2 separate regions of the Homo sapiens genome follow, and region 2 is linked to region 1. Evidence: chromatin contacts called from ENCODE Hi-C or POLR2A ChIA-PET data. All regions are on one chromosome and are shown on one strand. Each heading gives the region's core, a stretch centred on a gene start or an enhancer-like site at or near the end of the contact. The rest is flanking DNA. Distances are from core to core; before and after follow the strand shown.

Region 1 (3,469 bases), core at 403-2,902:
GGCTTTGCCTGTCATTTTTAACAAGCCGACTCAGCACATCTCTCAGATGGGCCATGCAAGGCTTTTCGCAGCTCCTGGGGCTTTGCCTCTTCATGAGCAGACACTCCCTCTTAGACTAAGACCTGGAGCTGGAAAGTAGGTGGTAACCGCGGTACAAAACTCACGCTCGTCCCTGCAGAAACTGCCTAGGTCGGCCCATGGCCACGGGGCGCCAATTTTTCAAGGAAAAGTCAATGCTAATAATGGTGGCAATCACGGGAAATCCATTCTGAGGCCAGATCTGACTTGTCAGGATTAATCATCATTTCCACTTAACTTCGAACTGACCTGGGTAAAAACGTGAGCGCGAGGGGACCAGGCTGCACCTCTGACCTGGCTCCCCTCTGCAAAAATCGCGAAGTGGGTGCCCGAGGTGGGGCGGGGGTTGGGGGAGACCTCCCCGGGAGTCCCCACCCAGCCTGCTCTGCACATCTTAGTCCCTCATCCGCTTGCGCTGTGCAAATCTGTCTTCTGTCATTTGTATCGCAAGACATCAAAATCCCCAACCAAATGCAAATACTGAGACCTCATAATCTGAGACAAAGTTTCACGGTATCCAGAAAGCCCCCAGCAGGTGTGCAGTGCAGAGCCAGCCCCCCAGCGGTCTTCCGCAGAATCCTATCAGTTTCCCCCTTTCGTGCTGTGTGCATCGAGCAGGAAGGGGCTTGGCAGGTTTTACCTGCCCTCTTTCCTTTCTGAAAAGTCTGGGCCTCCTCACCCCGAAAGGAGTCACCTCCTTGCAGTTCCCCAGTTGCGAAAAGAGGAGGAAGTTGGCTGGGCCGGGGGCCGCGGGGGGCACCCTCCGCAGATGGCGGGACCCCCCTGCCGGCCATGGCAAAAACGAGGCTTGTCTCTCCCACCGCCCCCAACCTTAGTCCTTGGCACATTGTTGAAAGTAATTGAATAAAATCGGAAATTCGAGAAGGCGTTCGTTCGGATTGGTGAGATTTTGAGGGGAGAAAGAAGCGGGGACTTCGCCGGCACCAGCGGCGCCCCCTCCTCGGCCACCGTTAACCCCCATTCCAGAGGGCACTGCCCCGCCACCCAGCCTAGGTCCCCCTGCGAGAGCCTCGCGGGCCCGCGCAGCCTCCGCGACTCGAACAGATCTTCAGTCCTTGGAGGAATGCCTGTTTCTCTAACAATAAAAAATTAAAGAAGCGCTCATAAATGCCAAGTCCTCTCGCACTATGCGGAGTACAGAGGACAACGACCACAGCCATCCCTGAACCCCGCCCACGGCACAGCGCCGGAGCCGGGGTCTGGGGCGCCGCTTCCTGGGGGGTCCCGACTCTCAGCCGCCCCCGCTTCACCCGGGCCGCCAAGGGGCTGGGGGAGGCGGCGCTCGGGGTAACCGGGGGAGACTCAGGGCGCTGGGGGCACTTGGGGAACTCATGGGGGCTCAAAGGAACTAGGAGATCGGGACCTCGAAGGGGACTTGGGGGGTTCGGGGCTTTCGGGGGCGGTCGGGGGTTCGCGGACCCGGGAAGCTCTGAGGACCCAGAGGCCGGGCGCGCTCCGCCCGCGGCGCCGCCCCCTCCGTAACTTTCCCAGTCTCCGAGGGAAGAGGCGGGGTGTGGGGTGCGGTTAAAAGGCGCCACGGCGGGAGACAGGTGTTGCGGCCCCGCAGCGCCCGCGCGCTCCTCTCCCCGACTCGGAGCCCCTCGGCGGCGCCCGGCCCAGGACCCGCCTAGGAGCGCAGGAGCCCCAGCGCAGAGACCCCAACGCCGAGACCCCCGCCCCGGCCCCGCCGCGCTTCCTCCCGACGCAGGTGAGCCCGCCGGCCCCGGACTGCCCGGCCAGGAACCTGGCGCGGGGAGGGACCGCGAGACCCAGAGCGGTTGCCCGGCCGCGTGGGTCTCGGGGAACCGGGGGGCTGGACCAACACACGTCCTTGGGCCGGGGGGCGGGGGCCGCCTTCTGGAGCGGGCGTTTCTGCGGCCGAGCTCCGGAGCTGGAATGGGGCGGCCGGGGAAGTGGACGCGATGGCACCGCCCGGGGTGCGAGTGGGGCCGGGCGCGCGCGGGAGGGGAAAAAGGCGCGGGCGAGCCGCCAGCGCGAGGTTTGTGGTGTCGCCGATGTCCCTTCGGGGTACTCTAGCGCAGCCGCCTGGCTACTTGACCCACTGCCACCAAACGTTTTAAATTCACCGAAAGCTTAGCTTCGAAGCAAAGCTCCGTTTCGCCGGTGAAGCAGGAAGCCTTCGCTGCAGGAACTGACCTTTACCTCTTGGAGCGGCTTCTGCAGAAAAATCCCCGGGCAGAGATTTGGGCGGAGTTTGCCTAGAACTAACGCGGAGCCAGCCGATCCCGGCCTACCCCGGGGCCAAGATTTCAGTGGCTTCCCTTTTTCCTAAACACTTCACGAGGGTCTGTTTCCGGGCTGTGCTCCCCGCCTAGAAGGAAAATTTTTAGGACCCTTGTTCGCGAAGAGGTGGTGTGCGGCTGAGACCCGCGTCCTCAGGACGGTTCCATCAGTGCCTCGATCCTGCCCCACTGGAGGAGGAAGGCAGCCCGAACAGCGCTCACCTAACTAACAGCTGCTGAGAGCTGGGTTCCGTGGCCATGCACCTGGGACTGCCTTGAGAAGCGTGGTACGGCCGTGTCCCCATGTGACCTTAGAGTCCCTTTCGAAACTGCTGTGCACAGTCGGTCACAATTTCAGACACTGGTGAGAAGGGTGGAGGAACCCTCTGGGGACAGCCAGGCAAGGTCGACCACCCATCACCTAAGGGTGGAGAAATTTAAGGGGTGAAGAGTCCCTTTTGCCTTTTCTGGATCCTGGTGATTCACCTAGTGTCTTCCCTAAGGAACTGAACCAACTCCTCCGCTGGCCTCTGGCAGCCCTCCAGGCGGTGCAGGATGGCGTGGGCCCGGTAGGAAGCTGCATGTAACCGCCCAGGGTCGGGAGGCCAGGAGGGCAGCTCCTCCTCTGACTTGAATATTGAAAACAACTTCGTCCTGCTTCTGAGCCCCTCTTAACCCATGACCCCCTAGCCCATTGGGGAGTAAATCTTAATTTACTCCTCTTCCTGAAAAAGGATCTTTAAAACAGGTAGCTTCAACTCAAGCTTTATAAAATAACAATATAGGGTTTCTCGGAACTGTATTTTTCTCAGCTGATGGTAACTGGACAGGTCTGTAGAAGGGTGTATGACCTGGGTTTGGCAGGTGGAAGAGGGCAAAGGATAAACCCCTCCTCCTGCAGCCCCATATTCTTGGCCAGGTGTATTGTTGTAAACCAGGAGAGAGTTTACTTCGGGGAGTATCCTGTTTTCCACTCAGTGAGGGCCAATGAAGAATGTCTAATTCCATAAGATGCTTTTGTTAAAATCGGAATGTTGCTGTCCTCGGTGGTTCTGCTGTTGGGACGGGACTGGCCTGAGCTGTGGGTGCTGTAGCAGGACAACCAGCTCACCTAAGGGCCTCCCAGT
Region 2 (3,469 bases), core at 298-2,797, 980 kb before region 1:
TCAGCCTCCCAAAGTGCTGGGATTACAGGCGTGAGCCATCCCGCCTGGCCATATATTATTGTTATTTTAGATAGGGTCTCGCTATGTTGCCCAAGCTGGACTCAAGCAATATTCCTGAATAGCTGGGACTACATGCAAGCACCACAGCACCCTGCCAAAATAGCTAAAAAATACACCTTCCTGTAACAGCTCTGATAAATATCTTTTACTTCGTTTATTTTTCTTTTTTGAGATGCAGTCTCCCAGGCTGGAGTGCAGCGGCATGCTCTCGGCTCACTGCAACCTCCGCTTCATTGCAACCTCTGCCTCTGAGGTTCAGGCGATCCTCCCACCTCAGCGTCCCAAGTAGCTGGGATTGCAAGCCTGCACCAACATACCCAGCTAATTTTTTTTGTATTAGTAGAGACGGGTTTTATCACCTTGGCCAAGCTGGTCTTGAACTCCTGACCTCAAGTGATCCGCCCGCCTTGGACTCCTAAAGTGTTGGGATTACAGGCGTGAGCCACCGCACCCGGCCTCTTTTACTTCGCTTAAATGTCCAATTTTAGTAGTAAAATCCCGGAAAATGTTTTTAGGAGTATGTTTAACTGAAAAGCTCATATTTTCTTTCATTTTTGGGCAATTCTTAAGGTAAGCAAACTAATGTTGCATGATAAAGCCCCCATCAAGTATCTCATACTTAAGCAAAGACCTCAAATCATTGTGGCTTTATTGCAGCTTTCCTTCAAAATATCATCTGTGACTGAGGAAATCCCTATCTTCCTATCAGACTAATGAAACCACAGGACAGCAATTAGACTTTTAAGTATTGGGGGTTTAGAGCTCTAGATATTCGATATGCAGACTACTCATGTTTGTTTGTTTTAATAAAGACTGGTCCAAAGGCTCATTTTCACACAAGCTACAGTTTTTCAGTTCCAGGACCAGGTAAAGATGGTCAGCTCCGTGATCCATAAAATCCAAGGGTGACGACTCAGGATTAGGACCATTTCTTGGTGACATTGAGATGGTCGAGCTGGTCCGCAATGAATCTATGCGGGGGGAACTTGGAAGTGGCGGCCGCCTTTATGGCCTCGAAGGCCTCCCTCCTGCGCACCGCGGCGTGGCCGCGCTCCTGCTCCCGGGTCATGTAGGGCATGCTCAGCCAGTAATGGTTCTCCGCCTCGATCTCCAGGCGGCGGATCATGTTCTGCTTGGCGCGCAACGACACGAACCGCGGCCGCCGGTGCTTCCCGATCCACTGACGGCCGGGAATGCGGCCGCGCCAGAGGAGCGCAGTCAGGAACATGGTGCCTGCGGAAGAGAGGGACGGGCTTTGCGGAGGCGAACTGGCGCGGCCGGACCTGGAGAGAGCAGCGGGCGCGCGCTCCAGCTCACGCCTACGGGAGTTCCCGCACCGCCTCCCCTCCAGAGAAGCGGGGAGCCCAGGTAAGGCCAGCAGGCGAAGAAGGAGCTCCCTAGAGAACCGAATTCGCACAGCTACTCACCTGCCGCGCTGCTCAAGACTCTGCGTCTCCGCGGCCGCCAGCAGACGCCGTGGCGTAAGCGCACCCGTCTCGCGGGGTCTCCTGGGGCCTCGGCGAGAGACTTCGGCTCTCGCGAGAGAGGACTGCGCCTGCGCAGAGCCGAGGACGCGTCCGGCGCCGAGATTCAAACTAGTGGCGGGAGGCTGTGAGCTGAGCGGTGGGGTCTGCGTACGCCTGGAGTCCTTCCCCGCTGTGCTCAGCATGGACCCTATCCGGAGCTTCTGCGGGAAGCTGCGGTCTCTGGCCAGCACGCTGGACTGCGAGACGGCCCGGCTGCAGCGAGCGCTGGACGGAGAGGAAAGCGGTGCGTGAGGCGGGCGGCCAGGGCACGGTGCGTGGGGTGCGCCGCGGGCGGAGGGGCGTGGCGAGTGGACGGTATGTCCCACGGGAACCGCCAGGCACTGACGGCGTGGACGGCTGCCACCGAGGCGCAGGGCGGGTGCTGCGCGTCTCACTGCTCGGCGTTTGGCGTTAGCGTAGCTCCCGGGCCTGTTTATGGTTTATTCCTAGGAACCCTTGTCGCGTGTCCGTTTTAGACCCATGTACAACCCCACGGCTCTCTTGAGATAATGAAAGTAGCACTATTACGTTATAAACAGAGACAGCAGCACTTAAGAATAAGAACCTAAATTAACAGATTGAGCTCATAATACATATACTAATTTATACGTGATATGCTTTCGTCACATACAATATGTGTGCTTGTCAGTAAAATACCATGTAAACCTAAACAGTTTCTCTTAGAATCAAGCTATTTAACGTTCTTTACACAATACTTTACACATATAGTGACTTTTTTCTCACTCACGTGGTCCACAGTTGCAGTAAACCTCTGTGTTTTTCCCGCTAAACCATGTTGCCAACACAAACACTAGTACTCAACAGTGCTGGGGTTTAAAAAAATATGTGTATATAAATAAAGCAAAATTCACCATTCCCCTTTTTATTAGAGATTTTTTAAATTGTTGAAAAAGTAGTTCAGATTTTGGAATTATTTCATAAATGTCATAATTGTAATGTGCTTTAAAATATTACACCCTGCAGACTACTTTTACTTTAATTATATAATGAATGATCTCCAGTCACTTGAAAATGTCTATTTCTGCCCGGCGCGGTGGCTCACGCCTGTAATCCTAGCACTTTGGGAGGCTGAGGCGGGCGGATCACAAGGTCAGGAGATCGAGACCATTCTGGCTAACACGGTGAAACCCCGTCTCTACTAAAAATACAAAAAATTAGCCGGGCGTGGTGGCGGGCGCCGGTAGTCCCAGCTACTCGGGAGGCTGAGGTAGGAGAATGGCGTGAACCCGGGAGGCGGAACTTGCAGTGAGCCGAGATCCGCCACTGCACTCCAGCCTCGGCGACAGAGCAAGAGTCCGTCTCAAAAAGAAAAAAAGATTTGGCCGTGCACGGTGGCACACGCCTGTAATCCCAGCATTTTGGGAGGCCGAGGTGGGTGGATCGCCCGAGGTCAGGAGTTCAAGACCAGCCTGGCCAACGTGGTGAAACCTCGTCTCTACTAAAAATACAAAACAATTAGCTGGGCATAGTAGTGGGCGCCTGTAATCCCAGCTACTCGGAGGCTGAGGTGGGAGAATCGCTTGAACCCTGGAAGCGGAGGTTGCAGTGACCCGAGATCGCGCCACTGCACTCCAGCCTGAGCGATCTTAGACTCCATCTAAGAAAGAAAAAACTATCTTCAGATGGTCATCAGGAATGTGAAAAGACATCAATTTCATTAGTCATCAAGGAAATGCAAATTTCATTAGTCATCAAGGAAATGCAAATTAAATCTCAATGTAGTACAGTTGCATACCCAGCAGGATAGCTAAAACGAAAAAGAGAAAATTACCAAGTGTTTGGAAAGATGTGGAACAAATGCGCTTTTTGTTGTTGTTGTTGTTGTTGTTGGAGCAGTACGCACTTTTTTTTTCTTTTTTTAA

What was found. Hi-C counts contacts between places; a loop is a spot of excess contacts on that map. ChIA-PET counts read pairs that join two places held with the same protein, here RNA polymerase II (POLR2A). Pooled maps may share reads with other maps.
Region 2: a pooled map shows a loop between it and region 1 (2.4-fold over the local background). The contact joins the promoter of MRPL57 here to the promoter of GJB2 in region 1. A Hi-C loop is called at or near these places in 1 of 168 maps with a recorded cell type or tissue (vagina) and 6 of 50 pooled maps. POLR2A ChIA-PET finds 5 or more read pairs at or near these places in 2 of 52 experiments (PC-9 and activated CD4-positive, alpha-beta T cell).

The regions. Positions count from the first base shown.
Region 1 is chr13:20,191,121-20,194,589 of GRCh38, reverse strand. GJB2 (gap junction protein beta 2) reads left to right here and starts at 1,652. Exons shown (of 2, transcript NM_004004.6): 1 at 1,652-1,807.
Region 2 is chr13:21,174,736-21,178,204 of GRCh38, reverse strand. MRPL57 (mitochondrial ribosomal protein L57) reads right to left here and starts at 1,547. Exons shown (of 2, transcript NM_024026.5): 1 at 1,488-1,547; 2 at 1-1,293. The coding sequence starts at 1,288. The coding sequence ends at 980. SKA3 (spindle and kinetochore associated complex subunit 3) reads left to right here and starts at 1,653. Exons shown (of 9, transcript NM_145061.6): 1 at 1,653-1,830. The coding sequence starts at 1,728. RefSeq lists enhancers at 1,078-1,397, 1,413-2,135, 2,858-3,469.